4 separate regions of the Mus musculus genome follow, and regions 1, 2 and 3 are each linked to region 4. Evidence: chromatin loops called from intact Hi-C (ENCODE). Cell type or tissue: heart. All regions are shown on one strand. Region 1 overlaps Ror1 (receptor tyrosine kinase-like orphan receptor 1). Region 2 holds the start of Ube2uos (a long non-coding RNA gene). Region 3 has its middle 55 kb from the start of Gm35701. Region 4 overlaps Ror1 (receptor tyrosine kinase-like orphan receptor 1).

Evidence for each region. Hi-C counts contacts between places; a loop is a spot of excess contacts. Peaks named below come from ENCODE experiments on the same cell type or tissue, not always from the same donor. Only the 100,000 strongest peaks of a DNase experiment are listed, where the experiment ranks them.
Region 1: it touches region 4 in a loop (1.8-fold over the local background); 3 of 42 quality-filtered maps call a loop at or near these places.
Region 2: a loop joins it to region 4, with 2.6 times the contacts of the local background. A loop is called at or near these places in 12 of 42 quality-filtered maps.
Region 3: it touches region 4 in a loop (1.8-fold over the local background); 3 of 42 quality-filtered maps call a loop at or near these places.

What each region holds. Positions count from the first base shown.
Region 1 is chr4:100,295,773-100,303,772 of GRCm38, forward strand. It overlaps Ror1 (receptor tyrosine kinase-like orphan receptor 1), which reads left to right. Exons shown (of 9, transcript NM_013845.5): 2 at 7,108-7,179. Among named protein-coding and RNA genes, the nearest start is that of Gm35760, 94 kb to the right of the region's middle. In heart, no CTCF peak of the experiment used is centred here; a DNase peak (open chromatin) is centred at 3,029; H3K27ac peaks cover 672 bases.
Region 2 is chr4:100,521,192-100,529,191 of GRCm38, forward strand. Ube2u (ubiquitin-conjugating enzyme E2U (putative)) reads left to right here. Exons shown (of 10, transcript NM_001033773.4): 7 at 3,064-3,152. It overlaps Ube2uos (a long non-coding RNA gene), which reads right to left and starts at 6,698. Exons shown (of 2, transcript XR_867958.2): 1 at 6,403-6,698; 2 at 2,035-2,455. In heart, no CTCF peak of the experiment used is centred here; no DNase peak of the experiment used is centred here; H3K4me3 peaks cover 935 bases; H3K27ac peaks cover 2,551 bases.
Region 3 is chr4:100,036,391-100,044,390 of GRCm38, forward strand. No RefSeq gene overlaps it. Among named protein-coding and RNA genes, the nearest start is that of Gm35701, 55 kb to the right of the region's middle. In heart, no CTCF peak of the experiment used is centred here; a DNase peak (open chromatin) is centred at 3,551.
Region 4 is chr4:100,209,767-100,217,766 of GRCm38, forward strand. All of the region lies in intron 1 of Ror1 (receptor tyrosine kinase-like orphan receptor 1), which reads left to right. Among named protein-coding and RNA genes, the nearest start is that of Gm12701, 94 kb to the left of the region's middle. In heart, a CTCF peak has its summit at 4,707 (motif pointing right); no DNase peak of the experiment used is centred here; H3K27ac peaks cover 133 bases; H3K27me3 peaks cover 868 bases.

The DNA.
Region 1 (8,000 bases), 86 kb after region 4:
TGGCCAAATGGACATTAAGATCAAATGTTGATTACATGGAAAATCATATATACTTCATCTCCTGAGGGTATGATATAAAACTTATTACAGGGAAACAGTCATGGCACCAAGTTTGACTAGACTTTGAGTTCTGTATTGGTCCATCATCATTTGAAAGTGATTCCTGCCTTTTCCTTTCTTAAATATGACCACAGAAGCTCTCTACACATGGTCCTCCAAGACTGGGGTGACTCTCTGTTCTCAGATGTTCTCCATAGCACTTCACACCATTGACAGGTACTTCTTTACAGCGTTTACTTTAGAACCTTGAACTTGCCTCAGAACATACACGAACCCCTCAAGTCTGGTCTCTTTTGTTTGTTTGTCTTTAAGGGGAAAGATTAAGACAGAGTTTTAAAAATATAAGAACCATGTTCTAAATGCTGCCCTTCTTGATGTACCTCACCTATTTTCAGGATTTCTAGCTTTCGATTACTTTCTAAGCTTATTGAGCCGTGTTCTTTTCTTATTGTAAGTGGTCATTGCTCATAATTTATTAATCAAATCATCCCAAAGTTAGTGATGTCAAGTAAGCATTTATTCAGCCTTTGATTCCATGGTTGTGTGATCTCTTATCTTCCCTGAGCCAGTCTGATCTCTGTTAACTCTGAATTAACATAAGTCACAGGCAATCTAGATTTGATGGTGCAGAAGTACACTCCATCACTTCATTGAAGATCACTGAAAAAGATGTGGGTCCAGGGAGGAATAAGCTATGGGACCCCTGTATTTAGATAAGTTCTCTTCTCTCTCAGGAGAGCCAACACGCAGAATAGGTGTTAATCCAACATTTCACAAGACCCAAGACACTAATTATTGTTCGAATCTGAACTGTCTTGTGCTGGCTCACATTTTAAACTCTTCTTCCACAGCTTGTAGACCCATGTTTGAGGACCCTTTAGTAGGAGGGTTTGACAGGCAGAAATGGGTCACTGGGGACAGGTCTTCGAAGGTAATAACCATCCTAGGTTCCACCTCAGTGGCTCTATGACAAAGGTCCTTCTCAAGTTCCTGTAGCCATTAATGAAGCAACCTGCTCCAGCATGACTACCTTACCATGCTGGAATCAAATCCCTCTGAAACCACCAGCCAAAATGTATAAACAACACAATTGTATCCTGGCTGGACATGAAGAAAGCCAGACTCGGGCACGGGCCTTGCCTAAGGTCAACATTACAGTCTACCACACTACCTCAGAGAAATAAATTCCGTGCTGGTCTATAATAGCTCCCAAAGCCCGTCCAGGCATGTGTGGCTTTTAGGACACATTTGCTGGCTACTGACTGAGTTCTGAGTTGGCAGATTCTGAGAATAACATAAAACTTCATCCCTAGCCTCATGATGCACATACTTGGTGACAAACAGAATACTCAAAACCCTTCTGGTCACCTTACAAAGTGCCAAGTGCCTTAAGGGAACAGGTGGCATAATACTGTGGGATTCAAAAGAGACTCTGGGAGGGATCCTGGCTTCAGTTTGGACTTTGTTTAATGTTACTCTGTATTTAATTCTCATTATTGATCTCCCCAATCAAGACACAGGAGAGGAAACCCAGTCTGGACAGATAAAACACTTAAACTGAAACCATCTGAGGCAAATTAAGTATTTTTAAATTACCAGCTCTCCTGATGCTGCATGTCCAGCCTGATGTGGCTGAAGGAAAACCATTTACATCCTGCAGGATGATAGCAACCCTCTTGAATTTACCTCTCAGATTAAAATAATTTGTACTAATCCTGGGACCCCTCAATCCCATTAATTTAAATGTGATTTTCACAGGCAGCCAGAAGATACAAATTACACACTCAATATATGTGTAAAAACTTCCCCACAACCACCTTTTACTCTTCACCTGTTGGAAAGTTTCAAGAATTGAATTGACAATATGGAGCTTAGGGGGAAACCACACACACACACACACACACACACACACACACACACACCTTCAATTTCAAAAGTGACACAGGCACTCACTGCCAGTGTTCTCAGCAGCCAGACTGAAGCAGAGCTGGGAACGGAAAGTCATGGGTATGTTCTGCTGACAGCTGATGACATGTCAGGGGACCTTAGGCAAGCTTTCTGCCTGAGTCTGGGTTTCCTCAAATCTAATCAGACGGCGATAATCTTGGGCCTTGGGCCTTCCCATATGGAGTCACGAGCTAATAATGCCTGGTCTGTGTACTGACTTTCCTGAAAGGAAAGTGCGATCTAAATACAAGGTACTTGTCTTACTCGAGGTGCTTGGAATCTTAATAGCTGTCTCAATTGCGTCCAAAGTGGGCTTCTCTTTGGAAGTGCTTTAAAAGTGGCTGGGGATGGCGGCTGAAAAGGGGGTTTGTTTCTCGCTATCTGTGCCTCACGTAGATTATGGCTTGAGTTTTAGGATGTGCCCAATTTGCCCATCTAACAAAGGGCTTCACAAAAACCCCCATCATTGCAAGCCTGGAAGATGGTTAAGACGGTTCTGCCGCACTCCTTCCACAACCAGCCTAAAATCCACGCGTCAAAACTAATGGCCAAGCAATTAGGGGCTGGGGGTGGGGGCTCCAAATTGAAAATAACATTTGGCTTTGAAAGACCGCCTAGAAACACCAGGTTGTTTCTTGGTTACTAACCACGAAGCTATCTCAGCACGGAAGGCACAGCCCAAAGAGTCTGGAATTCCCTTTCCTTCAGAGTTTTAAATCGCTTCAAAGTTCTAGATTCATTTGTTCATTTTGTTATCATTTATTCCCTTAGGAGGCATATCAGCACTTAAGCTTGTCACCCAAGTGGTTTGAAAATGACCAGTGTTGGGCTATGAAATATGTCGGACTCACCCCCATGAGATTCAAGGATTGAGAAAGCCCAGTCCAAGAATCTCTGTTGGCTGACACACTCCTCAGCTAGGGTTGGGAGTTGAACACCCTTTGGCTGTGTCTGTAGTTAGTAACAGTTTTTATCTACTGTCATCAGAGCCCCTTTGCTGAAGGCTGACACATCTGACTCATCTCCAGATCGTCTCGAGAACAGTCTGTGATCATCACAATTAGGTCCATTTAAGAAGGGAGGTGCTGGAGATGTGAAGTAACTCTCCCCAGGTCATAGGCCAGGTTGTGGCAGAGCCAGAATTTGAAATCGTCCAACTCAGAAACCTGCCCCTTGCTTCCCGCTGCACTAGCACACATTGGCATTGCCTAGAGCTGCCTGAAGTCAGAGAGGGCACAGAGGATGCCTGAGTCCTGCTTCCTGCTCCCTGCTCCCAAGACATCTGCTGTCTAATTGGAGTGAAAGGGAGAGACCACTCATTGATGGCAAGAGAAATGTAAAGGTGACTGACATGTTAATGTAGAAAGGCACTTCTAGTTTGGGTTTTGCCTTATTAGTAGTAAATTGAGCATTACTGAATTGCCATTTTACTTATTTCTTATTTCTATTCAATTGTCAAACTCTGTTGTGAGTTAAGCTGCTTAGAACAGAACTATGCTGTTTGAGGCTCCAACACGAGAAAGATTTTATTGATGTCACTATTACATTGGTTCACAGAGGTGTATCTAGTTGTATTATTTGGGGCTAGGGAAATGGCTCAGTGGAACAAGTGCTTACCACAAAAGTGTGAGGACTGGAGTCTGCATCCCTAGGACTCATGTAAAATACTACACAGGTATGATGTCCCCCTTGTAGTCCCAGCTCTCAAGAGGAAACTTGAGACTCTCCGGGCAAGCTGACTAGCTTGATGAGCTGACTCAGCCATCTGTGTGTTAGGTAAGAGACCCTGCTGCCGTAATGAACATGGACAGTTACTTAGAAGGCTGCCAATGTCAAACTCTGACTTCCATACCCATGTACATCCATTGATACACACATGTACCCCCTCTACTTGTACCCCACACATACAAATCCTCATATATATATCCATGCACACTACATGTTTATAATTTTAGCATATGTAATCTCAGTACTTGGGAGGCTGAGGTAGGAAGATGGTGACTTCAGGATCATCCTGTGCCACCTAGCAATGAATGCCCCATCTCCAAAACCAGCGACAACAAAACGTTTTGGTGGTTGTGGCTCAGTGTCAGGATGCTAGCCCGCCAGCTCAAATCCTTATCCTGAGACCTCAGCCGAGGCCATCAAACTTTTCATAGAACTGTGCTGAATGCACAATGATTTTTCTGTCTCTTCATGACCAAGTACAAATGAGACGGTAAAAGGAAATGAAAGCTGAGAACCCGCTGCACAAGTGTTAATGTGTTAGGTCAACCTTCCAACCCTAGCAGGTGCTAATGTTGCTAGGGAGATAAAAAGCACAAATGACCCCATGCTGGTTGAAAATCTACCAGGGCTAGATAACCCAGGCAAGACTCCCTGTTTCCAACAGAAGGCTCTCTGAAGTGCCCAAGTTGTGCAGCTAAAGACAGATCTATGCTCAGGACAGATATTCCACTGGAGACTGCCCTTCCTCTAGCAACAAGAGAGAGGGTAACAGCTTCACCAAGTCTTCGCAATTGTTTCCTCATAGACAGCCTCCAGAGAGGTCATCAAAAGATCAAGGACGGACCTTTCTAATCACTGAACTTGCCAGGACTCACAGGAGGCTTAGCTGCAGCATTTTGGGTCCAGACTGGCTCTTCTACCTTCTGCTCACCCTTCCCCCATCCCAGCCCCTGACAGCACTATTTCATACTCTTTCAATTCTTTATTTCTCTGTGTCCATTCCAGACCCCGAGCTTTGTGAAGCAAGCGCTGCCTTGAGCTTGTGCGCTACTGCTGGGCTCATCTGGGACAGAGCTCAGTAAATATTTGTTGAGTGGGTAGATGGATGGATAGGCATTGGATCAATGAACAAGTGAACTTAGAGGCATTAAATTCTAGAAAGCAAGTCTTTTCATTCCTTCTGATCATTCATTCTCCAAAACTGCTGCTGTATCAACTGGGCTTTAGGAAACACTCGGTACAATTTACCTCCATCTCTTAACCAAGGCTTCCTTTGTTTAGAAAAACTCAATAATAAATTCTCAAGTCCTGTCGGAACAGCAGGACTGAAGGCTGCTTTCCTGAGTCCCTTACTTTTTTTTTTTTAAATGACCTTACTACATAATAGACTTTTACTATAAAATATAAAGTGGGACTGTATGTAGGCTGGGCAGGACTGGAAAGGAGGTGACTGGCACCGCGGATGACACACAGAGGGACGGGAAGAAAGGACTTGTGGCGGGAAGGCTCCTTCTAGGGGAAGAACATGGAATGAGAAGGTCCCACGAAGACAGAAATCCTGAGTGAAGTGTGTTGGTGTCCTTAGACCTGCAGGTGTCTGCAGCAATCAGGAGGAAAAGAAGTGGAACCTCCGAAGGGAGGGAGAGAAGACCCGTTCCATGCAAGCATTTCCCAGCATGCTTTTTTTCTTCTCTCACTGTCCCTTTGCCAGCTTGCCATGACGCCGGAAACGAGCTAATCAGAGTGTAACGTACTGGTAGATATAATGTCCACTTGCCTTCAGTTTCCCTTAAAGCAGTGACTCTCAGCCTTCCTAATGCTGTGACCTTTTGATACAGTTCCTCATGGTGTGGTGACTCCCAACCACAAAATTATTTAATTGCTACCTCATAACTATAATTTTGCTACTGTTATGAAACATAATGTAAATATCTGATAGGCAGGATATCTGATATGTGGCCCCTGTGAAAGGGTCATTTGACCCCTAAAGGGGTTGTGACTCACAAGTTGAAAACTACTACCTTAAAGAATCTATGCTGGCTTTATCTCAGGGTGAAGAAGCAGACCCGGGCCATGGGCAGAGTGTGTGGTGTGTGTCTGCAGTCCTAGGTGTTCCAGGACTGTGGAAATGTTCAAGTCTGCCAAATAGCCCATGTGTTTCTGCAGTGTTGGATGAATGGGCAGGCTGGAATTAACCTTTGCAAGGTTTCTGTGGGCAGACATTAGTCCCTGGTAAAATGACAAGGACATATACCATCTCTAGTCATTGGGTGGATGCTCAACAGTAAGTAAGGAAATAAAGAAAGTGCTTGTTTCTGGAAAGGTGAAGCCAGAGATAAGGTGGGACTCATACCCATTAGTACAAGGCAGCCTGGGCCACTGGGATGTTTGTGGGTAGAGCCAGGCACTATGCTCCAATGTCTGGTCTTCTACTTATTAAAGTTCAGCTTGCCTTCCAATTAAAACCTGGTTTTAGTGGCTACTTAAAATACACTGTCTTGAAAAGAGTACAGTACAGATGTCAAGCTTAATAGGCAAAAAAGAATCATAATAGATTCATGATGTTTGCAAGGGATGGAAGGTGGGATGACATTATATGTGGTTTATTAGATGACCCTGGCCTTCTCAGATTCACAAATGTTCTATGATATTGTCTCTGTGTTGTTTGTGTATAGCCCAAGAAGGTGTTATAACAACCCTATTTAAAATATGTTCGTAAAATGTTGCCATGGATTGAACTTTTCAGAAACAACAAAACCATTCTATGTGTAGCATTGCCTATTACTGAGAAGTTTTTAAATCTTCATAGTACATTATGTCCTACAGATGCTTGATTTGCATATTTGCTTTCAATTACAGTGGCTTTGAAAATTGCCAGTTAAGTGTAGTCACCACAAATGACTCTGCTTTTATCTGCTTTGACTTCAGAGCCAGTGTCGAGAACTGAATTTCTCTGTTCACAGCATCATAAATTCAGTGAACAAAAGCACCAATCAGGACAACGTTGTCTGTTTTCCCTCTGATAAGACTTTTGAGTGAATTAGTCCAAGGCCGGTCTTCTTGTCAACACTATTTGTTAAAATGCGGTTGTCTCTGTTAGTAAAGTTTTCTGTAAACATAGCTCTTTCCATTTTAACCCTCAGGGTAGAATTGTAAAGTATAAGTCTGGCCTACAGCTTGCTGAGCTTGGAGAGCTTCTGAGATGTGGGCCTTTGCTGATCACTGGAGCTGCCTCCCTTAAACACAGCCATAGTACTGGGACAGTCCCTCTCTGAAGGGAACCCCATAGAATATAATACTTCTGCCCACCCGGAAGTGACCTTATTAAATAATGCCCTGATTCTGTCCCCCTCCCCATATTTCTCATTGCAGAAACAGAGTTGTCAGTCAGTGCTGAGCTGGTGCCTACCTCGTCCTGGAACACTTCAAGTGAAATCGACAAAGGTATGCCAAGTGGAAAACATGGGCCAGGGAAGGAAGGAAGAAAAAAAGCTCACCCATAGCTTGGCCTGATCTTCCTGGAGATGAACTGCTGTCTAGATCATTAGGACGAGGCAGGGGCTGAAATAATCCCCAGCTTGCTTTGTGATGATTTAACATTTAATTATTTGGAATAATTTCTGAAGAAGATTTTTTTTTCTTTTCTTTTTCCCTTCCTCATTTAAAATGTTCCACATGGTGAAAACGCTTCAAGATGTGAGGCTGGACCATTTCTGACCTTCCTGCCTGTGCATTCTAGTAGACCTTATTTGGAGGATTTGATTCTGCCTAAGCCAGGACTGATCAGAGCCATTGGTTGGATGACCTTTTTGGACAACCATTTGATATGCTTGTGGGGTTCGGGACCCAGCATTCAGAACGCTTGTAATTGCCTGTGCGTGCAGACAGCAGCTTCCTATGTACATGTGGGGAATAGATTCTCACCATGGAGTTGCTGCATTAATTAAGGCTTGCCATATGCTAAGCATTGTCTAATCTATGATCCTATGGCCTAGGCACAATGAAGCCCAGGCGCTCTGGCTCCTCCTGCCTCTCCAGCCTTATTTCATTTTAGTCCCCTTTGTCTTGCCTCTGTATCTCTGACTGGATTTCTGTATCTTCTAGTATTTCCTATTCTTCTATCTGGCTTGCCCTTATTCTCCCTGTTTTGTTTGTTTTGCTTTGTGTTTTGTTTTGTTTTGTTTTTCCTTTGCCAATACCCACCCTTCCCCTTCTTTGAGGAACAAACTCTTTCTATTTCAAGACTGAACACAAGCTCTATGCGA
Region 2 (8,000 bases), 310 kb after region 4:
TTGCAGGCAGTGAGCCCGCCTTTTCCCATCACTGGCTCCCTTTAAGTTGGTGTCTGCCCTTCCTCTTATAAACACTGTTTTGGAGATTGGTTTTCGTAATGGCTTCATCTTTCAATCTCTCTTTTCTGTTCCGAATTTCACCATCAGATCCTTAAAGGTCATTTTGGCTCCTCTGTCATAGTGTCACCTAAAGCCACATCTAAAATTACATTCATATTTTACTTCAGTCCCACACAATGTTTTCTATTAATAGAAAACTAGTCGTCTTCTGGACTTCAGGAAAGTGTTTGACCCCAACATTCCTTTGTGGCTCACACACCAGCCAACCAATCAGCTCTTTCTTCAGTGTTATCATGCTGTTGTCTGTACCTGTTCCTAACCCCAGCTCCGAGTATGGCTGAGGCTGTTTCTGGGCCTAGGATGCCACTTTCCTTTCTGCAGATCCCACCCCAAATGACTCCCCGATGACTTTCAAACAAAACTTTTATTATCTTCCTCCAAACAATTCAAATGCTCCTGCCTCTGTTAACTCTAAGGGAGTCCACGCCTTCATTACTATTTCTTAACTGATCCTACGGTTAGTCTTATAGAACTCCTCTCCCCCATATGTGAGATCCCTTTAGGAAACCCTTGCTCAAGCCCCAGGTTCCTTTCTTTTCCTACTTGGGAACCACTGATGGCTCTCCATTCTGATAAACCAAGGCTGCCAACCAATTTCAACTACGCTCTGCCTACATGCAAAGATCCTGGACAACCAAGCTTTTGAAGCGCCTCCAGCTGCTCTCAATCAGAACTCTCCACTGAACTCAGCTACCCCATGCCTAACTTCCCTTACTCGGAGATCCTCTGTGTGCACATGAATACACACTATACCCCACCCCGCCAAATATGGCTGAGGCTGTTCTGAAGCCTAGGATGCCTCCCTCCTTTTTGCAGACACTGCACCCCAAATGACTCCCTGATGACTTTCAAACAAAAGTTTTATTACCCTACTCCAAATTCTTTTGTTTATTGCCACTTCTAAAGAAGTATGGTCAATGTATCAAATTATCCAAATGTTGAACCATGCAGCACCTTATTATGGGAGCAGAGAAAGCTGTTCCCTTCACTCGCCCGGGGATATGTCTTATTTCAACAGAAAAATCAGCTCTGGTGTCCAGTTTAAACTTACAAATTTATATTTCCTCCTTTTTTCAGTGGGAGACAGTACTCAGTATGTTCTTGGTACTGGTGGGGACTACAAACATATTTTTATGTCGTTTATCTCATTAGCTTCATAGACTATCTGAATGATAGTAAATACAGTTACTGTCCTTTTATTTTAAAGGACTGTTTGCTTTATAGAATTGGAAATACAAATATTTAAGATATTCTTCTCTGTGTATTCAAGCTAACCATAGTTACACCTTTTACGGTAATATTTTTAATTATTCTGCAAGAAAGAAAAGAAATCCCCGGAGGGCTAACAGTTTGAAACTGAACAGGACACCCCTGGGAAGGGAGAGGGTCATGGGTCATCCTCAAACAGACAAAAGACAATGGAGACCGTTGTGCCTAAGGATAGTATATTTTCTCCGTGAGACGGTGTGTTGACAGTTTCCTTCCTCTTGGGTCATTGTTGTCTGCTAAGTGAACTGTGATTGCAAATTGATCCCAAGATTTTTCATGCAGCATTTATACGGTAGCCTTTCATTTCCTTGCTGCAAATTGCTGAAACATTTCAGGGGCAAATTCATGCAAATTTACGTTACTTTAGCATTTCTTTTGGTAGTGTGAACCTTGGCCCAGCGAGCGCTGGAAGCAGTAATAGTGATGGTTAATTGATTTTTTTTCACCCCGCTTCAGAGTTCTACTTACATGTGATTGGAAAAATAATAACACACTTGAAAACTGTTAGTCTTAAAATCAGGTGTCTCAAACTATGGCAGGCGAAGGCACTGGTTCATTTAAAGATTGCCCCGTTAATTTCAGAATTGAGCCAAATATTTACCTTAAGCAACTACGGCGGATCCATAAAACAAACAAACAAACAAAAAACAGTACCAATATATTTGTTTTAACTGAAAATGTGTTTCTTTGTCCAAAGAACCAAGAAGTTAAAAACTGGAAAACAGACATCAAGGCTATTACACCTGACACTTAAGCATCCACTCGCTCTGGTTAGCTGGTGATTTCACACAGCTGAACATTATCTCTGAGTGTTACTTTATTTACAGAGCTGTAATTTGCTATGTTCAACAAGTTTAGAGTAAAAATATGTAGAGGCACAGTTATTTCGAGTGTCCCACAGCTGCCATCTACTGCTTTGCATTGCCACCTTCACTCCCCTGTGAGGGCCCTAATGACAGGAACAGAGAGAAAAGTGTAGAAGGAGGAAAAGAAGGGTGAGTATCTCCATGGCACAGGGGCTAAGCGCTGTGTAAAAACTAATCTCCATTCCGATGCTTTATTCTCCCTAGAAGAGGAAAGAAAAACAATCACAATACATCTGCTATGACATTTAAGAAAGCTTTATTATAGAATAAAAACTACAACTCGAGTGCTTCCCTTAAAGCTACTCTTATATATCGGCATGAGGAAGATGTCTTAAAGCTTTGATTTCTTTTTACAGTGTGCACATAGGTGGGCATCTACTTTTGTTATTTAAAAATGAGTGAGATGGCTTGCCTTTTCTTGTCATACTTGTCAGTGTGAGATCAATGTGTTTGGTTCATTTATTAAGTGTCTGAGTCTTAGAGATGTGTGTCTAAAGCCTGGCATTGGACCACATGTCTGTAACCCCAGCACACAGGAGGCTAAGCGGGAGAATTGTGAGTTCCAGGCCAGCCTGCAATACACAAAGATCAAGACCTTCCAGGGACACAAATTTCTGGTCTCAAAAAAAAAAATGGAAAGAAACAAGAAGATGAAGGAGGAAGAGGAAGAGGAGGCAGGAGAGAAGAGAGTGTCATACGTTTTGTATCAGTCTAGATTGGCGTTATATTAGCTGAATCCTGTGCTCTGATCAGATCATTTTAAGGACAAGTTTACAAATTAAATACGGCCTTTTGTTTATATTTTCAGGGTAATTAAAACAATCTCATTTAATGATTACTACAAGACATGGTCTCAGATAGCCACGACAAAAGTCGCAGAACACTCCAGAAACCCATGTGAGTTGATGTAACCTTATTTATTATGTGTCCTTTTTAATCTTTTAATCTGTTGATTTTTCTTGGTTTGTCTTGCTGTCATCTCAAAACTAATTGACACATATCTGCTCTATAAGAGCAGTAAACGGTTCTATTGGCTGTCTGTACTATACTCTTCACTCAACAACTAGTAATTTAGTTCTTTTGTGCAGAGCCCCGACCTGAAGTCTGTTTAAAAGCCAGAAGGAAGGGTAGGCAATTGATGGGAGTTCTTAATCTTATGAGGTTTACTTAAGACCTTCTCCCTAGAAAGGAGGGTTCGCAGCAGGGTGGACCTTTCCATTTCAAACGCAGATATCCTCTAAGCCAGAGCCAGTGCTGTAGAGTGCAGAGCAAACGCAGCCGGAAAACATTGAAAGCTGAGGGTTGCTCAGTTACATCAATGTAAGAAAACATTTTCTGGGGACCACAAAGACAGACTCTGAGAGCTAGACAACTGGTTCCATTTAACTAGACTTTTAGAGTATATGTCATTGTTTGCCTCAAAGTAGGCTATCCAGTCTCCACACACAAGTGAGAATGTGGCTTTGCCCCAGCCCTCCTGCCAAATTGGCCCTGGACATTGTGAGATTAGAAGGGACTGCAGATTCCCGAGTCTGCACTGGCTTTTTATAGCCCTGTTCTTTCTTAGCTGTTACCGTCTACGTTCTCCTTGATGTGTACAGTACCCTGCACCCATGAGGATTTTTCTTTCTTTCTAAGTATTCTTTTGCCTCTTTCCTCAGTGAGGCCGTTTTTTTCCATCCTCCTCCCAATCTCTCTGAGAGTCCCTACCATGTTCTTCCCTAGTCAGCGACCGACCGCCAAAACCACATCTCTAGGCAGACCCTCTTCAGCAGTGCCGGTGTGTAGCCATGAGACTCACCTGCATATCCAGCAGGCTTTGCCATCTAAGGTATACTGAACCTAGTTCACCCTCCCACTCCCAAACATCTCCCTCCTTCCCTCTCTGCCTTAGGTACTGGCAGCTCACTATATTTGCATTTTCTTCAGTCTGAGACTTCTGAAAACAACACCACACCTCTTAATCTTTCTTTTTTTGTATTCTTGGTTTATCTCCTGCAACATTATACTTCTTCTGGCCCTCTCTTCCCTCGCGGTCACCGCTTTGATTTTGGGTCTCACTATTCATCGTCTCATTGTAAAGATTTCCTAACTATAGCAAAAGCTTGCACTTATTCTTTTAAGCATAAGTTAAGGCAAAAGTACTGCTAAGCTTAGCAGTTACAGGGCCAAATGAGATCATGTTGAAGAAGTCACGTGCTCTTGCAGGAAGTTGGTTATTGAGTATTTTGTGATTATATGTTATCATCCACACACACTAGTGGTTGTAAAAAAAAAAATCATTATGATAACACAGATATCAGCAACACTGTCAGTGCAGAGAATTTTTTGTGATATTAGAGTCTGTGGGTGATTAATTTTAAAAGCCTAGAGGCCCTATGCACCTTTAGCCAATCAGGTCAAGCACTTACTGTGTGCAAACTATGGAGGGACACATATGGATCTGGGGACAATAAATATTTGTTGTAAAAACCTGGTGTTGAGAGATATTAGCTCTAGGGACTAGGAGGCAAATTCCTCCTAACAGAACAAACAAACAAACAAAAACAGATTTTTGCAGGATGGTAGCATGTAAATACACAGTGGGCCTTAGAAACCTAATAACCCTAGGCAAAAGACACAATCATGCCAAAACTTGAGAAGGTTTGGGAATGATTGCTTCTTAATAAAAAAAATGATTTTAAAATGGAGGGAAATTATGGTGATTCCCCCTGATAATGGTTCCTCCCTCACAAGCATTTGGCTCCAGCGTGCTGAATTACGTTGTTTCTTCATCTGCCCGTCACTAACCCCGTCTGTAACTCATCCTCTGGGAAAGCAGGAGCCTGGGAACGGTTATCTTTAGCCCAGAAGAATTTCTGAGACTTTGAATCTAACCCTGGATGGCAGATTTCACAAGCCTACTGCCTCTTCTTCCCATGGAATCATTATAAAAAATGCTCCAAGAGTCTTCCTTCAAAAAGAGCCAGCACCTAGTTTACAAACGTAAACGGAGCCCTGACAGACTCTGCTGGCCTCGTTGTCTTCTGATAGTGCAGCTGGATGAGGGCCAACCCCCTCTTTTTTTAATGGCCTAATTTTCTGGCAGTAATGGAGATAAAGCTTTCAGATTGTAGAATGCTTCTTCAATGACTCAGAATACAAATACTCAGGAAACCTCTTTTAACTTCATCTATACACTTTTGTTTTTTATCGATGCTGAGATTATTAAAATCTCGTGCAGCTTTTCTAAGAGCTTTGCGTTTTATGGATAGGAGGTTGCTGAATTTTGATTTAGGTGTTAACACTTTTTCAGCTTTTCGAGCCACAAAAGCTATGTCTAGATATCAAGTCCATAACAATCATAGATGTATTCTTTGACAATACAGTCTTAGAGTGTGACTGTATATACTATGCTTTTAACTACCCCAGTTCATCATTGCTTGATTTATTCAAACCATATTTATTTACTGAACACCTTAATATATGTCATAAATAGCAATACATCTGCCTGAGGGGCTAGACATTCTTGTAACCCCCATCCCCTTTTTCAGGTAAAAATAATAATAAAACTAGGAGAAATCAGGTAATTTAACTAAGGTCATCTACATAGGAGAAAATCTCACAAACTGATAAGGAAGGTAAATTCTGGAGGCAAATTCCCATGACTTATCTTTGTTATCATTAACTGTGTGACATTGGTAAGTCTATTGCCCTCCTTGGCCCAGTTGCCTTGTTTATATAAAATGAGAATAATCACATACATTATAGGGCTGAAACACTTTGAGTGTGCCTCATGCCCAGAGCTCAGTGCACATGCCTACTCTCAATTATTAGCACTGTGGTCCAGAGTCTTAGACTAGACGGCTGGCTCTATATTTCCTTCCTATGGCACTATCCTGCCTTTACAATACGACAGCATATCATCACAGCATAGTGTGAGACTTTACAGTCAAACCCTGAAGGATTAGCAGAGTTTCTGAAATGTGTGTCACTGTCATTCACAATCACAGGAAATCAGATAGAGAAGTGTACCAGTGACCCCACTGTTCTCTGCCCGTCACTATAAAATGTCAAATAAAGGGTTTGGCAGAGAGAAAACCCATGCATATGGTTGTAGGAACAGCTCTTTAACGACAGAATATGATCCCCATACGGAAATGCTTACGTTCCAGGAAAGGAATTCCTGCGAGCTGCGAGCAGCGAGCAGCGTGCTGCGCAGCGCTGAGTGGAGGCTTCCTGGTACTTGTTGCTGTCAGCAGGCAAACCAAACAGCCTCCGGCATCAGGGGGCGCTTGCTTTTCACCCCAGGAGACTTTCATTCTTTGAGTCTTCCAAAGGCCCTTCCTTCCAGGCCAGAGGCAGTGCGCCTGCTTGCAGAGCCCAGTCTCTCAGCCACCGCTGCTCATTAGAGCCACCTGGAGAGCTTGTAAAGATTCCGACACAAAGGGCACACCCAAACCAACTCCATCAGAGCTGGCAGTAGGACTGGGTAGTGGTAGTTTTTGAAGGCTCCCCTGGTGATCATAACTGTGCAGCCACAGCTGGGATCACCATGATGTCAGAAGTTAGCGGCTCCTTAGCCCCGTGCTAGTTTTGCGACATACAGGTAAGTAAATTGAAGGAAGTGGCTAGTGGCTTAACTAATGGAACGCCATCTTTCATCCCTACCAATGAGCAAAGAATATTCACCCGACTTTTAGGTGCTCTGTGGCCGAATGAGATAGTATTGTATGCAAACAGAACACACTAGTGGAAGCTGTACCGTCTTTTCTGGATTCGACAGTCCATGCAGAGAAGATGGGCAACTTTTAAGTCGACTTCTGCATAGGCAGAACAAGTAGTAGGTACATCCTTATCAGTGATAGGGGGACCAAGTGACACACGAGAGCCTGAATTTTCCTAGATTTTGAGAGACCTAAATCAGGCCAAACCAGGATGCCTGGCTTCAGTGCCCACGATGAGGCAATGTTGGAAAATTTGTTAAAGACATTGTAACAGATTTAAGCATGAGAATTACAAGACAAATACACCTGAGTGGGTTACATGTTTCTCAAGAGAAAGCAGGAAAAATAAGGCGAAGGCATAGGCTTCTCAACGGAGCATGGCCATTGTCTCCGTATTATCCATTTTGGTGACTCTCAAGTTACATCTCAAAAGGTTGCTCTGAGGATCCAGGCCCCCTTTTGTTCTCCTTTGGTAAGTGAGATTGTAAAGTGGTTCAGGAGGAAGACTGGATGGAATTATAATCTGATAAAGGGAAACCAGAGTCCCTAGGGTTGTACAAGGAGTTTAGTACACATGCGTCCTTTCCCTGCAAATGGGGTTTCTGGGGAGATTCCTAGAAAATTACAGGTTTACAGCTGGGAAACGAGAAAGGCTTTAAGCAATTGTTAATTGGGCATTCTTGGTTTCCTGCTGGCAAGGGGCTTCAACTGAATTCCTAGGAGAGGAGTATTTTCTCTATTCTTATTCCTCCCACCCCACCCCATCTCTTCACACACACACTCTCTCTCTCTCTGCCTTTCTATCATGCTTCATTGTGTGTGTGTGGGGGGGGGGGGGGGGAATGTAGGCAGGCACCAGGCCCTGGGTTCTATCCCCACCACTGCAAAAACAAACAAATCCCAGAATGGAAACAACACTGTAATTTTCAAGAAAAAGAATTACATTATGGAAGAGAAAGGATTATGTGATGAAAGCCATGGAGGGACACTTTTCTGCCATAGCTTATAAAACTGTCCCACAAGCACTGTGAGGCAGTGA
Region 3 (8,000 bases), 170 kb before region 4:
GCCTCCCTCTGAGAATGTAAACTTGGGGCCTTGTGCTATCATGATTTCTATTTCATCCCCACTCTTATAAAACCATATAAAACCATATAAAAAGCAGCCGCCAAGGGTTCTTTCTTTCTTCTTCTCTTCTCCCTTTTTTTTTTTCCAATTTCGTTTTGAGGCTTGGAAAATCACAAAATAAAAATAGCCCTAAGAGTGGAAAGTTTGGGGGAGTTTGTTTAGCTTTCTTTGAAATGTACTTTGTGAAGGAATAAGTAACTCCTAAGATCCTTCTTTGCACACTGCTTGCTTAATTTTTATGGCTTTTTTTTCTCCTGTTTGATGCGTATGGAGTCCCTATGGGGTGTGAATGACTACTGTCCTCATCTTGCTAAGAAGACAGGAGGCCAGAGAGGAATAAACTAGGCTCACTAAAACTATATGAGTAGGTATTGCCAGGACAGTCCTTATAGCTCTTGAGCCAATCCTGAAGTCCCCTTCCAACCTTCTGTCTTCCCCAGTGACTGCTATCCAGGCCCAGGTCCTGCTTCTCTCTCTGCCATTCTCAGGAAGGGAAGATGTCCAGGCTGTGCGTGGACAAATGCAGGCTCAAGGCTGGTCACTCATCATATTCCTCCCTCTCAGGAGCAGGCTGCTTCATAGAATAGTCACAGGCACTCTGAACTCCACCACAGCATGTCACCTCCTTCGGGGACAATGTCTTTGTCAGTCATCTCTGTCCTTAGATCTTGGAACAAATCTACTACTTAGTTGCTGTTACTCTGAGCCTGTTTCTCAATGGAAACTCTGCAGAGTGAGAAGGTTGTTTTTAATAATAATCCTACTGCTTCATTCAATTTCCTGAGTATAATGAGGAATCAGCCATCAATGTCCTGGTTAAAACTGGCTGTTCAGAGACGGGAGAAAGCCTTGAGATCACCAAGCTCCTGTTTCAACTGAGCTCATGGTCTTCCAGACTGTGATTTGCAGAATGTTCTGAAGCACATCAGTGGGCGATCAGGAAAAGTCACAAGTTTTGTGGCCATGTGAGTTTGGAAAATACAGATACAATAAGTTCAACAGAAACATGTTTTAGTTGCAAATGTCTTGAAAGCATAGATTTTCTGGTTTTCGTCACTATTTCCCCATCTACATGAGTTTCAGGCATACCATAGCATTCTCAGTTCTTTAATGCAGAACTTACAGAGAGAGAGAGGGGGGGGGAGTAGAGGGAGAGGGGGAGGTGGAGGGGGAGGGGGAGGGGAGGGGGAGGGGAGGGGGAGGGGAGGGGGAGGGGAGGGAGGAATTCAGAACAGTGTTTTCAGGCATAACACACACTATCAATTTTTAAATGAGGAATTTACACACACACACACACACACACACACACACACACACGTACATTCACTGGCTGCGTGTCACTGCTCTCAGCAGAAGCAAGGAAGTGACTTTGTTCCTGATTTAGCTTCCATCCTGCAGCATTCCAGCCAATGGTGAATCCTAAGCTCCTGGTGACTGAGTCTCCTTTCTCTACAGCCATCCTTTAGGCTGGACAGGCTAAAGCCCCTTCATTAAAGAAGATCCCTGTCTGTACCACAGTCTCAGACTGAGGCTTCATTTCCCCTCCTTCTCTTCAACTTCAAAGGTTTTTGAGGGATTGAGCATCCTTTCTTCTGAAGGAGCCTGAAGCTGATGAGTCACAAATCCACTGGAATCCTGCCAGCCTCCTCCCCCACCTCAGGATCGCTCTGAAGGTCACCCAAACAGAGGTCTACCTGGGATTTGCCTAGACCTTCGCTTCAGCATGCTGGCCTCTATCCTTACCCAATCCTGTTCGTTTGCCTCTTAGGGTTCTCAGTGTCTCAAACACACCAGTGACTGTGTTGAGTCTCCCTCTCAAGAAATCTGACTCCTGAAGCAGAGGTTCTTCAAGTATCTAAGGACACGGGTATGGATAAAAAAAAAATTTAAGCTAAATTTTGAGCTGGCAACAAGAATGCCATCACTGGTGGTAGGTGGCACACGGATGGCTTCTGTCACAAGGTAGAAGTGTTGTGCAGTTTCCCCATGGTGCCTGGAAAGATGGACAAGTGTGAGCAAGGCAGTGGTGGGGGAATATGGAGCTATAAGAGGGCAGAACTGGGCGGGTGTGGCTGAGACCCATCCCTGCTTTAGAGAAAGAAGATGGCAAGCAGAGGAACCACGTTCAGAAGCATGGCCTAACTCTCATCTCCTGATGCCTGAAGTAGGAAGAGCTTAGAGAAACATCCAGAATGGATCCTAGGAGTAGCAGTGGGCTTCTGAAGCCATGCAGAGGTATTCCACTAATGTTGACTGCAATCAGGTAGGGACAAAACCCTCAGCCGTGGTAGGAGTACATCCTGGTGGATGTTCTTGGCAATCTTTGGGCTGCATATAGCTTGGTGTGTAGATCACCACAGCTAATGCAAAAACCTCCACCTCACAGAATAACACACGATCTCCCTATTTCCTTATCCACCAGACAAGAAAACAATAGGATGAAATTACAGGACATCTTAGCCATGAAAATGTTTGCAGGAAGAAAGGAGCTATACCCCAGAGAAACTGTAGAACCTAAACAACATATGTCAACAGAAACTGGGAAAGTAATGTGGAACGGGATCCTGAGATTACGCCACTAAGTAGATGGGTGGGAAGGGATCAGACCTTAAAATTTGTTGCTAGGACATTCCCCCTGACTAGGCCTCTGAGAAACAGTGCTAACACACTCTCAGGGTAACTCTCAATGGCTAGAAAGGGCCATAATTCACAGCGACTGAAGTTTAAGTAGCAGAGTTAGTGTGGCATGGAGTATATTGGAAGGAGTTAGCAAATGGCTCCTATAAGTGTGAATCCTAGAATGAACAGCTATGCAAGGCTGATACGTCCACCAGAAGATGGCAAACCCACACAGCCACCTCAAACGGCATTCCACTTGTAGAAACAGTAGGCGATTGCTTGCCCAAAGGAAGGCCAGCAGTCATTTGGAAGTTCAGTGTTGGCTGTCATCTATAGACAAGAGCTGCTGCTGGGAGACAAGAGTAACTAATGTCACCAGGGATGATGGGTTATCAAAGCTAGAGGCCAGATGTCAGCCGTTACTGTGAGAAACACCATTACCACAGGACGTGAGAAGCGAGAGAAGCACTGGGCATGCAAGAAGAACCAAGGACTTTGTGCAGGACGCCTCCTTATGGTTGCTCTCAAGTATTTGCCTGAAGAATGAGGGTTCCGTCACCACACTGCTGGAGTCTGCATGTTCAGGAGCCCACTCACGGAGGGGAACACCCCATCTTGCTGTCTGCTCATGACTAGCACCCAGTCCTACCAGAAAGAAGTGATTTATGTCACACAATGGTCATAGTAAGAGACAAATTAGGGATGCAAATGACCCTGTTGGGTATTTATTTTTTTAGGTCCAATTTTAGAGGGAAATGTCTAAATGGAGCAGTCCTTCCATGAGTACAGAATGACCCAGGGTTCTGTTCTCTCTGAGATTAGAGTAAGAACCAACCAGTCAGGCAAGCCCTCCAGCCTGCAGCTGCACTGGCGATGACTAAGGGACTGGGCTGTACAGGAAGGGAACGCGAGGCACTTGGTCCATCCTGAGACAAGGAACAGCAGGCAGTATGGTAGCTTAGCCTGCTGTCCTTCATATTTTAAATTCCTCCAGAAGAGATAATCCATTGGAATCCTGAAACTCCTGCTTTCAGGACATTTCCCTAAGAAGTGGATCTGAGCAGCATAAGCAGGAAGTGATACCCGCCACTGTGACCCATCTGTCAATTCTCTCCCCTATCTGCTTAGGGACTGAAGCTCCCATTCCTGCAACTACCCAAGAACATTGCAAGCAGACAATGTGTGGCTGAGTCTTCTCTGCTACCCTGCCAGAGGTGCCTTGTCCTGGATCACATACCTTTCTGTAGGGCAGCCATCACTCTCCTGAATCCTTGCTTGAGAGGTTCTCAAAGGCTCAGCCCATTGTCTCAGCTCAGGAGAGTGTCTCAGAGCTATTCAAGTACTGGGATTCCCCAAGTGTCATTAAACAAGCATAGAACAAAGTCAACGTCAAAGACAAGCCAGTCAAAAAGAGAAAGAGCATCATTACATCTTGCTAGGAGGTTCAACTTATTAGGAAGATCGCATTTGAAAACTCATATTCTCCTAGCTCCAGCATACTAATGAAAAGTAATCTATAAAACTCATTAAGAGCCTTTAATATTTTTAATGTACCTCCTAAGTTATTGGTATACCAAGCAGAAAGCATTGTTGGTATAATAGTCAAGTTAAGGGGCTAGAGAGATGGCTCAGTGGTTGAGAGCACTTGTTCTTGCTCAGGACCTGGGTTTGATTCACAGCACATGGCAACTCAAAGCTGTCTAACTCCAGGTCCATGGCACCTGATGCCCTCTTCTGACTTCTTCAGATATGAGGCATGAATAGAACTACCATACGATCTGGCTATACTAGTCTTAGGCATATACTCAAAGTATTCCACATCCTGCCACAGGAACACGCCTTGTTCACTTCTGCTCTATTCATAATAGCAAGGAAATGGGGTCAACATGGATGCCCGTCAACACATGAATGTATGGTGAAAATGTGTGTGTGTGTGTGAATCCATGCAAATGGAAGCCAGAATCAGCTTTGGGTGTCTCTCTCAATTTCTTGTCAGCTTGTCTTTTAAGGCATGGTTTCTCATTAAACCCAATGTTTACTTATTGACGGGAGTGCCTGGCTAGCAAGCTTCAGAGATCCTGTATGTCCATACACCTTGCACTAGGGTCACAGATGCATGCTACCATGCGTATTTTTTTTTTAATTTTTAAATACGGGTCTGGGCTGTAACAGGCTTCCTTGCTTGTATGGTGTGCTCATGCAGGTACTTCACCCACTGTGTCATCTCTCTAGTTCCCACAGTGGGCTTTTGTTCAACTATCAAGAGAAATGGGAGTATGAAATTTGCAGAAAAATAAATCAAACAGGAAAGTATGATAGCAAACGAGGTAAGCCAAGCTCTGAAAGAGAAATACATTTTATTTTATTTTTCATTAACTCATTCAAAAGATAAGTATTCTTTTTCATACGTGGATCCTGGTGTCTAATTTTCTATATATGTTTATTTATGTAGAAGTGAGTATGGGTAGAGAGGTCAGGAAACTAGGAAGAGGTCCATGGGGGGGTGGGGGTGGGCTGGGAAAGACGATATAAAGTGGAAAGGGGAATCCAGAAGACTGCAAGTGGGCAAGTGGAGAGGGTAGGCAAAGAGATGAAGGAGAGGAGCAGGCAATGGAAAATCAACCAATAGAAAAACAAAACTAAACTCAATGAAAACAAGAGAAAGAAGTCTGCTACTTTGTATGTTAGTTAAACACAAAAACAATAAAGAAAGTAAAAGTAAGAGGTACTCTTAAAGAATAAAAGCAGCAAGCGTGAATCTGCTAAAGTTTTCTTCCTGGCATTATTTACCTCCTGACCAAAGTGCTGGGCCCACATTGCAGAGTTCTGGCCCCCTCCCCTCTCCCAGCCTTGTACCTCTGCACACTGTAGGTCTTCATTGCCCTTCTCTATTTAATCCGTATTTCCTGCCATTCAGAGCCAACTGCTGGCCAAGGGCTGGGAATGGATTTTGCAGTGCGGCTCATGGCAGTAAGAGCGGCTGCCTGTGACTTCTACTCCTCCTGTAGCTCTTCCGGGACCCAACTTTCTTACAAACTGAGATTTCATCTGGCAGGAAATAAAAGGGCTACAAAGCTGTTCTGCCTCCTTGTCTGATAAGTTCAATTCTTGGAAACGCTCTTGTGAAACACCGCTCAGTAAGAGAGGCAGAGTTCCCGAAAAATCAGCACTCAGCACTGCACTCGTGACGGACTCTCTGTAGTGAAAGGCAACAGAAGTATTCAGTTCTAAGTGGGGAAACTGAGGCTTACAGGGTTTCCTGCCCTGCGGGAAACCCCGAGCTCTCGAGGCCTGAGTCCCCTGCACATGCAGCTCACAGCTGTGCCTAATAGAATAGATCCAGAGAGAGGAGCAAAGGGACTAGAGTTCATTTCTAATTGTTTTACTAATGATAAAACAGTTTAAATTTGATAGAAAAAACATGTAAAACGTTGAAGGAGAGATGCCTCAGCCACTAAGAGTGCACATTGCCCTTGTGGAGGACCAACTTGGGGTCTCAACAGCCAAAGCATGCGGCTCATGCAAATCCAACTCCGGGGGAGCTGATGCTCTTCAAGCTTCTTTTCACACGCACGCACGCACGCAGGCAGGCACGCAGGCAGGCACGCACGCAGGCACGCAGGCACGCACGCAGGCACGCAGGCACGCTCTCTCTCACACACGCTTAAAAAGAAAACTTTCTGAAAATACAAAGGAAAGAAAAGAAATCCTGTTTCTGGAAGATCAGCGCTGATCACTCATTGATGCTAGAATCTCTGCAGTGCAGATGACCACACCAATTATCTTCCTAGTCACTATTTATCCTGCCTGCCCTGCACAGAACCTCCGCCTGAGACGCAGTAAGCTACTGCTCCTGCCAGAAACATGAATATTTATTTTTGGTTTGTTTGTAGACAAAAACAAACACTGAGCATCAGTGCTCCTGTGGTTTGGATTTAGTTGACAAATATGTCTCCCAAAGGATCATGCACTGCAAGGCTAGTCACCACTATGACAAAATGAAAGGTGGGACCCACTGGGGGGCACAGGATGTTCCCTTTTAGGAGATATGTTGAAGGGTGTGTTAGGCCTTTTTGGTGGATTACTTTTTTAATAGAGGCATGTTAAAAAGGAGCCGGCTCTGCTCTCCCAAGTCTCCTGCTTGGCTTCTCACCACTCGCATTCCCTCACGTCTACTCCTGCAATGTTCTGTCATAAGATGGATACTCTAGTTGGACCCTCTGTCAGACTAGAAGCCATTCTGTTTGAACTTTGCAACCATCTCATCAAAAACCAAGTACAGCTGAGGAGGAGGATGACCCCATAGGAAGACCAGCAGTCTCAACTAACAGGGACCCTGAGATCTCTCAGACATTGGACTGTGGTCCCTGACACATATACAACAGAGGACTGCCTGGTCTGGCCTCAGTCAGAGAAGATGCACTCAACCCTCCAGAGACTTGATGTTCCAGGGAGTGGGGAGGTCTGGCGGTGGGAGTGGGGAGGTCTGGTGGTGGGAGTGGAGAGGTCTGGCGGTGGGAGTGGGGAGGTCTGGCGGTGGGAGTGGGGAGGTCTGGCGGTGGGAGTGGGGAGGCATCCTTTTGGAGACAGGGGGAAGGAATGGAATGATGAACTGTGGGAGGGGGCATCGGAAGAGGGACAATGGCTGGACTATAAAAAATGAAAGTAATAATGAAAATGTAAATAAAAATCAAGTACTCACCTTTCTTTTTTACATTATCCAGCACCAGCTATTTTGTTATAGCAACACAAGAATAGACTAGAGTAACTGGCTAAAGCACTTCTCAGAAGACCCTGATGAAAGCCCAGGGGACCGTGCTGCAGCCAAAGAAAGAATATTTCACCATGTCACTGACTCAGACTGAAGTAACATGGAGGATGCATGGGGTATGGAGTAAGGTTGATTTGGTCTTGGATCACTTTGATTGTAGGTAAGACCTATTTTTAAAGAAACACACACACACACACACACACACACACACGACTATTCTCAGAAGCTCTTAGAATGGCCTACAGACTTTGTCCATAACTAGTAAAACCAAATTTGTGGCCAAGAAAATGCACAGGTTTTTGTCCTGAGACTGTTTCAGTAGAGGTGAGGGTTGGTTGTTGCTTGTGATGGAACCCTTGGGCTTCCTAGCTCAGTGGTCCACTCAGCAGCCAGAGCTGTGATAGCAGCAACTCTTCCCCTTCCCCAGGGCTACCTGCTCCTGCAGTCTGATGGTTAAACCTCCTCCTCGATTGTTCCTATTGGAGAAGCAATAGAATTGCAGGTGTGGACTGACCAATGAGGAGACATTGTAGTGCCACTTTGAGGTGTT
Region 4 (8,000 bases):
TTACAGTCATGAAGTAGCAAGGAAATAACTTTATGGTTGTGGTGCTCACCACAACATGAAGAACTGTATTAAAAGGTTGCAGCATTGGGGAGGTTAAGGACCATCGAAGTAAAGCCTAAAACTATGGAAAAGAAGCGAGGGTAATAATAGGTGATGAGAAGTGGGGGGGTGGGGGGGTGAGCACATGGAATGTGAAAGAGAAACAGATTTGGGAGCAGCTGCCAGGATGGATCAATGTGGCTGAAAGATGACATGAGCAGGAAGGAGAATAGCTAAAATAGTCTTCCTTTTAAACGATATCACAATGGTATCTAACTCATTATATGCCTTTAAAATAAAAGTATATACAAAATATTTTGGAAATACATGGTCAAAATTATCAGACTTTAGTAGCTCTTACTTTCTTTTTTTAGTATAGCTGAACAACCAGAACCCTGAAATAAACCTAGGATTCAGGATGGTGGGACCAGAAGGGAAATCACTTTATTAACACAGGATTTTTAGTCCAGATAAATAATAAGTGTAGTTTCAGTCCAGCCACACAGAGAGAGATGATTCCCAACACTGAGAGTTCAGATCGCCTGGCTGGGTGTCTTTGTGGCTTGAGCTCCCTGGAAGAGATGCTGCCAAGAGGAGAAAGAAAGCAGGATGCCCATGCCTGGGTGCTGAATTCAAACTGACTTCTCTAAAGTCAGAGTGATGGAGAGATAGAGGGATAGAGGGATGGAGGGAGGAAGTGAGAGGTGGAGCGAATAAGTGAGGGAAGGTGGAAGGGATGGGAGGGAGGAGGGAGAGGAGGAGGAGTAGGAGGGAGGTAAGGAGGGAGGGATGGGTAGATGCATAGATCGAGGGATGGAGGAAGGAAAGGAGGAAGTGAGGAAGATGAGGGAGGGAGAGGAGGAGGAAGGGAAGGAGGGGTGGATGGAGGGATAGAAGGATGGAGGAAAGAAGGAAGGGAGGTGGGGAGAGAGGGAGGGAAGAAAGGAGAGAGTAAAAGAGAAACTGAAAACTCAGAAATCTCTTTGTAGATAGTAAAGATACCTTTGCATGACTTTTAAGGCTTTTAAAAGTTTAGTCAACAAATCTTTTTTTTTTTTTTCCAGATTGCTCTATTGCTTTGGTCAAGCACCAAATATTTTGTTCATATAGGACCCTCAAGGTCCTCCTCTCTCCTTGACAAAGGGCAATTTCTCTCAAAGGTCAGTTTAGAAGTGATCGATACAGTCAACCTTTAGAGGAAACATTGGCTGAAATCTGCCCTGGCTCCTCCCCTCTCGCTCTTCATTTGTCCTAGGTGGACTTGATTTCTTCCCAGTGTTGCTTCTGTACAACAGGGCTGATGAGCACATTTTGAGATGAAGGAACCCAGCTTGGGAGAACAGCTGGATCTAAGTGAGCCTCTGCAGGTTGCTAAGCATCGTGGAGGTGGGGTGGGGGGCAGTGTTTTCACAGTGAGAACTGGACCAGAATGCCCCCTCCCCTTCACCAGGTGCAAGAGAGTGGCTATCTCATTTAGTCCCCATGTGAACATCTTCTTTTAAAAAGATGAGGACATAGAGTGTCTGAGGGCTGAGTGGTATGCCCACATCTTCATTAAACTAACAAGTGGCAAAGTCAGACTTTAAATCCCGTTTTGATTCTGACACCACATTTCTGAGTACTGGTACAGTCATTCCTGCACAGCTTCCAGTCTGAGGCAGAAGCGGGACAAACGCTGCTAGTTGGTGTGCAGGGTGAAGTGGATAGCAGAGGGTGTGGTGTGTGAGGAGTGTTTCCTCCTGGCACTTGTTACTTAGTAGAACTGAAGATACTAAGCACCCTGTAATGTGCTAGTGAGTGAGTCAGTCATACCCAGGGAAGGATTATGCCTTAATGGCATTGTTTGGTAAGAAACAGTATGGGATCCCTCTCTATGAGACATGTGTTCTTCTAGGAATCTGATTCTGTTCTGCACACTCGTTCTCTGGGGGAACATCCTAGAATGGTGGGGTTGTTTTTATCCCCAGTCTATTCCTAACCTCCACCACTAGAAGAAGCTCCCCCACCCCCATTTTCCTTGCCCTGATGTGCTGAGATGTTCACGTGAGAGGCTCTCAGAAACCTTCTTTCAGGAGGAACAATAACTTCAACCTGATCCCTGTGATCTGGACACCATTGTGGTGGGAAGGGGAGAAGAAGAGCTTTGTGGGGGCCCCGATACTTCTGTGGGTGCAGAAGCAACTGGCATATAATTGCAAAAAGGGTTGAAAGGAGTAAGGGAGGAGAGGAGGAGATTTGTCGGGACGGGGCGGGGGGGGGGGAGTACTGCAGCGTGGTAATTGGAGATAGTAGATGGCAACCCCCAGTGAAGCTGGGAAGAAAAGACTGTGTGCTTCACAAACACAGGACGGAAGGGGTTTCATGTTTAATGTAAATACACCTGCCGTTTGTTCTCCAAAGCACTGGTTCCAGGTTTTGAGATAAAATAGCATTTTGAACATTGTGCCAGTGGAATTTGTCTTTCTGTGCCCAGGCACTGCTGTTCACTTTGTTCTCAGCAGAAACTAGAGAAGGGAGAGAGCCCTGACTGGCTCCAAGGTCTTACCCCAGCCAGCATTGCTACATCCACCGAGTCTCAGTCTGGATCTCCCCCCTTCCCCCCCCCCCCCCCAGACAGGGTTTCTCTGTATATATAGCCCTGACTGTCCTGGAACTCACTCTGTAGACCAGGCTGGCCTCAAACTCAGAAATTCACCTGCCTCTGCCTCCCAAGTGCTAGGATTAAAGGCATGAGCCACCACTGCCTGGTGTTACATCCTTTTTGTTTGTTTGTTTGTTGGTTGGTTGGTTGGTTGGTTGGTTGGTTGCTTGGATCCCTTGACATTGCCCAGCAGACAGTCACCCTTGTGGCCAACCCTGATCATGTCACCCCCTGCTTCTACGCTTACCACTGTGTTATAAACAGAGGCAGAAACCCTTACTTCTCTTACAGAAGTCCCCACTGCTTTTTGCCTTATGCCCATCCATCTATCAGATGCTCATCCCTGGGTGGTCATTGCACTGGCAGCCCCCAACCGAGCGAGCCTGTACTGGTCCCCTGCCTGCAGAGCCTCCTCCTCCTCAGTTCCCTTCAGCCTCAGTTCTGTCCATAGTTGGTGCCCTATGTTATTTCTTTAGGGTGCTTTCTCTGAATCTAGCCCACCAGTCAGAGATACTGACCCTCTCTTACACTGCTCTTGGTACCCCATGTCCTCCCTTTGTGGCTTTTGTCCCTGATTATAAGGATGAATTTGTATACTTATTTGATTGATCTCTGTGAACTCTACCAGTTCAGTGGCTCTGAACCTTCCTAATTCTGTGTCTATTTAATACAGTTCCCCATGTTATGGTGACCCCCAACCATAAAATTGCTTTCATTGCTACTTCATAACTGTAATTTTGCTACTGTTATGATCATGATGTAAATACTTACATACTTATGGAGACAGAGTTTTGTCAAAGGGTCATGACCCCACAGGTTGAGTACCATTGTTATATTGTGGGGGTCATTCAGGCTAAGTTGGCTTTGTAGTGATGTTGGTATTGCCACAAGCCTGATACTTAGAAGGTACAAGTGTTTGCTGAGTGAAAAACTGAAGAACATATCTTAGTTAAAACACCTAAGCAAATGAGATGGGGAAAAAATTCTACAGTTATAATTCTACAATTGAACAAACTCTATTTTTGATTTTTTAGTGTATACTTTTAAGTTTTTATTCATTCTATTAAAATAAAATGGCTTCTCATTTAATTGTATTAGACACATGATTGAATATCCACCAATTGTATTTAACTTCCAATCATTTTTTTAAAAATTAACTTGTGTCTCTAGCTGCATATATAACAGAAGATGGCCTAGTCGGCCATCATTGAGAAAAGAGGCCCCTTGGTCTTGCAAACTTTATATGCCCCAGTACAAGGGAATGCCAGGGCCAAGAAGTGGGAGTGGGTGGGTAGGGGAGCAGCGGGGGGTGGGGGGAAGGTATAGGGAACTTTCGGGATAGCATCTGAAATGTAAATAAAGAAAATATCTAATAAAAAAAGAATCAAAAAATTTAACTTTTTGTAGTGAGACCTCCCCCCCCCCAACATGATTATATGATATGTTATTTCATGGAAACTGATGCAGAAATGACATCGTGTCACCTTAGTGAGTCAACATCTTACATAGCCAAAACGAGTACATGCCACAAAATCAAGGTTGAACGTACAGGCAAATGGAACCATGTGGCAAAGGATTTCTAGACCATGCGGGGAGCGTGCTGGCCACAGGAAATGGCTGTGGCTGGAAGTGGGGAATGTGGCAGGCTGTTAGAGTTGCTACCTGCTCCTGGTCAAAGCAGGCCTCTTGTGTGGAATGCCACCATGGCTCTGGGACATGGGCAAGAAAAATGGTTGCCCTGGGATTCTCTAGAACCCTCTTGGGCTTGTAACAGGGTACTGACGGAGGGTGTGTTTTTCCTTGCTTCATGCCGAGGCAGTAAGGAGAAGTCACTTGGGACCCACAGTGCTGTGGAAGAGGGTGTGATCAGTCAAGTTGATCACACTAATTCAGCCTTTAGCAGACAGCACAAAACAGTGACTCTGTAATGCAGATCCCCCACAGCACCTTCTGATGGAATGACCCTGAATGACTTAGGTACTGCTTGGTTTACCACAAAGGCAAGGAAGGAGGGCTAGGAAGGGTAGCCACAAGGGGGCACTAAACCAGAGCCAGAGGCACAGAGTAGGGCTGGTTCCTGACCTTTGTCACTGTTTCCTGCTCTCTGCTGAAGAAAGGTCCCTTCAAAGGTCCAGATGACAGCAGGCTGATTGTATTTCAGCCACCCCACACTGCGTGCTTGCTCTGAGCGGACACCTTTTGCTGCAGAATCCAGGAGCAGTGAGGTCATTACCACTTTCATCCCTGATTTATACACTAACTCCTTGAGACACGAGGAGGGTGGAAAACAGGATTTGAACGCAGATCTGTGTGAGCCCAAATCCTGTGCTTTCCCAACCACTACTGATGAGGAATCTCAGTAGGTTCTTAAGAAGGAGCACGCTCCTCTCCGGAGGGTTTGTGACCCAAGAGTATGAAGAGAAACAAGGCGAGCTCTGTGTTCCCACTTGGGGAAAGTTAATATTTCACTGCTCTCGAGAATTTAGGAGCTTGGTTAAAAACTCACTATTAAACAGGGATTTTCTTTAATTCCTTTTGTTTAAAGATTTTCTTGTGAAACACTCTATGTACTGTGCCTCCCTCTGAGACGTCAGTGGTGCCAGACCGTTAGGGAGTTTGTGTAAATAGAGAGACGGCCAAATGCTGCCCACACAAGTCGTGAGGCATGAGGCTGAGTGTGTGAAATGGTTTCACAGGCAGCCAGGGCTCAGAGAGTGTCCTGGGACCTCACCTGCTTCCCAGGATCTGAGGACAGGGCCGTGCAGGCCTAAGGATAAAGATCCAAAAATTGTCTGACTGTTCATTGGGAAAAGGCGAAGTCTGATAAGGAGATGCAACCGTTTAGTCTTGAAAGGTCAATATTAATTATTGTTAATGCATATCTGGATTTCTTTTCTTATTTTCAAACTGACACTTCTTACAAAAAACAGGAATATCTAGAGAGTAAATAATGGGACAAGAATGCTTTGAAACATTTTTGAAATGATGGTTCAGTGCCTGGGGTCAAAGTGTAGAGCTGGTTTTCTTCATGTATTAAGAAAATACATAATTTTTAAAAAAATTAACATTGTTTTGGGCAGGACTGTATTATATTTACATGTTGAAAAATGCTTTTTTGTTTTTTTACAACTAATAGGAGCTTAGCATTGTGAATAAGGAGCAAAGAGAGCCGGTGTGGATGAATGCCCTCTTTCTTTAGTTGCAGAATTTAATAGCTGCCACTGAGAACGTTTTCTTTTAATCAGAGAAAAAAATTATTTTGTCCTTGACATTTATGCCAAAAGCCAGCCTAGAGAGTATGTTTTATAGCCAGTGCTGGATTACCCTAAAGGTAGAATTTTCCTATGTACAATATTCACTGAGTAGATTTGATTGCGTTAGATAACCGATCTATTAGAGAATCTTTCCAGTAGTTCCCCAAAGATGAAGATGCCTGGTGACAGGAGGATCACAGGTAAGTGCTCACATGCTTCCTGACTCTGTGACCTTGAGTGACCAGTACTGAGTCTGTTTCTTGATACAGGAGGAGATCTTATGTGCCAGCACCGTCATGCTGTCATAATGATTAATGTGGCTAAACATTTAACATAGTCCTTGGCAATTATTGAGTAGTCACTAAGTATTTGTGATACAGAAATGATACAATAACTTAAAACTTGCCCCAGAGAATGCTTCCTTTGTGATCTGGTGAGCCCTAAGAATGTAGAGAAAATGAGATGGCTCAATCTTCTAGAACAACTGCTAAATCTAAGTTTAGCAGAGGCAAACGAAGCTTAAGACACTGCATGCGGAGGTTGTTAGAGAGGCTCTGCTACTTTATTAAATGCCACGGGGAAACTGTCTGTCACCTCTTAGCTTTCTTTCCTCTATTTGTACATGCTATCAGCACATGCTACATATGTTTAGGCATTAATGGGCAATCTCAAAGAAATACATGATATAGATAGACCCTGACCTGATGGAAGTTTTTAGTATATTTGCAAAATTAAATAGACAAAAATTAAATATCAAAATAACATCTAGCTGCCAAATAAGGGGAGTATTGGCGGGAGGTAGAGACCCCCAGCACACCTGGGGTTGCAGCATTGGCAGTGGGGAGGGAACCTGCATCCTATGACAGAGCAATGGAAAGCTTCCTGCTTGTCAGGGTGAAGTCAAGGAGGAAGCTGGCTTTGATGGGAACGAGCAAGGCAAAGGCAAGGAGAGGTGGTTAGCAAGAGAAGCTCATTAAGATCTAAGGCTCTCTTTGAACCTAAAGTGTCTGTCTTTGTGGACTGATCAAGCTTGTCTGTCAGGCCCTTGTCCACCACCATGATTCATTAGCCTGTCTCCCTTATCATCATATCAAAAGTAAGACAAGAGGCAGACACAGATAGGAGGAAGTACTTTGCTTCTTGCTACTATGCCAAACATAGTTTACATACCACAGCCAGTGACCTGTCAACCCACCTCTCCTGGACACTTAATCATTTCCCTGGAATCCTCTGGAATAATTTCTCTATGCGTTAGTATATGCTTCGGAGTGTAGTCTTCTTCCTTCCCTTCAACTAGCCGACCTTCTCACGGAGTTCCAAGGTGGCCCAGGCTATGTATGACCTCTTAAAGTCAAAGTGCACCAGCATGAATTCAGCTCCTCCACACCCTGTTAATAGGGCACTTAGTACAGGCCCGGCGCTTGGTATCTGTCTGGCACTATTCTCTATTTTTTTCCATGTATAAATTCAGCTAACTCTCCAGAGGAAAGAAACAGTAGGAACAAGGGGAGACTTTATGAACGTACCAATTTATTAGATAATTTATCTTCAGTTCCTCCTATAAATATTTATTGAAGACTACTGTATGCCAGGCACCAGGACTCAGTCCTGGCAGAATTCCTGAGTAGACAATCAAAGACTGAAGCAATTCAGTAATCATAACCAAGCAGCCAGTATGGATATTTTATCAGCATCTCACATTCTGAATTGACTACTCAACACACCTTGTGTTCATGAGAGCAGTACTATATTCAATTTGGATGCACAAGAGGCTCTCCTGAGAATCATGCAGTGATGCCTTATCTGGGTTGGCTGTGCTATGGTAGAGCTCGAGAGTCTGCATTTCTAACATGTTCTCTGGGGGTGGTGATGCTGTATTCTCATGTGAGCCCTTGGAGTGTCAAGGTGTAAGGGAACCAATGAATGACAAAGGCAACCCAAGGACAATTGCAAGAAGAGATGGTAGCTTGCACACCACAAAGGCAGCAGGCCTCAGCTTAGCAGGGTCCTCACAGTCACCCTCACCACCTTACGTACCCAGTGACTGGTTCATCGAAGCCCAGTGG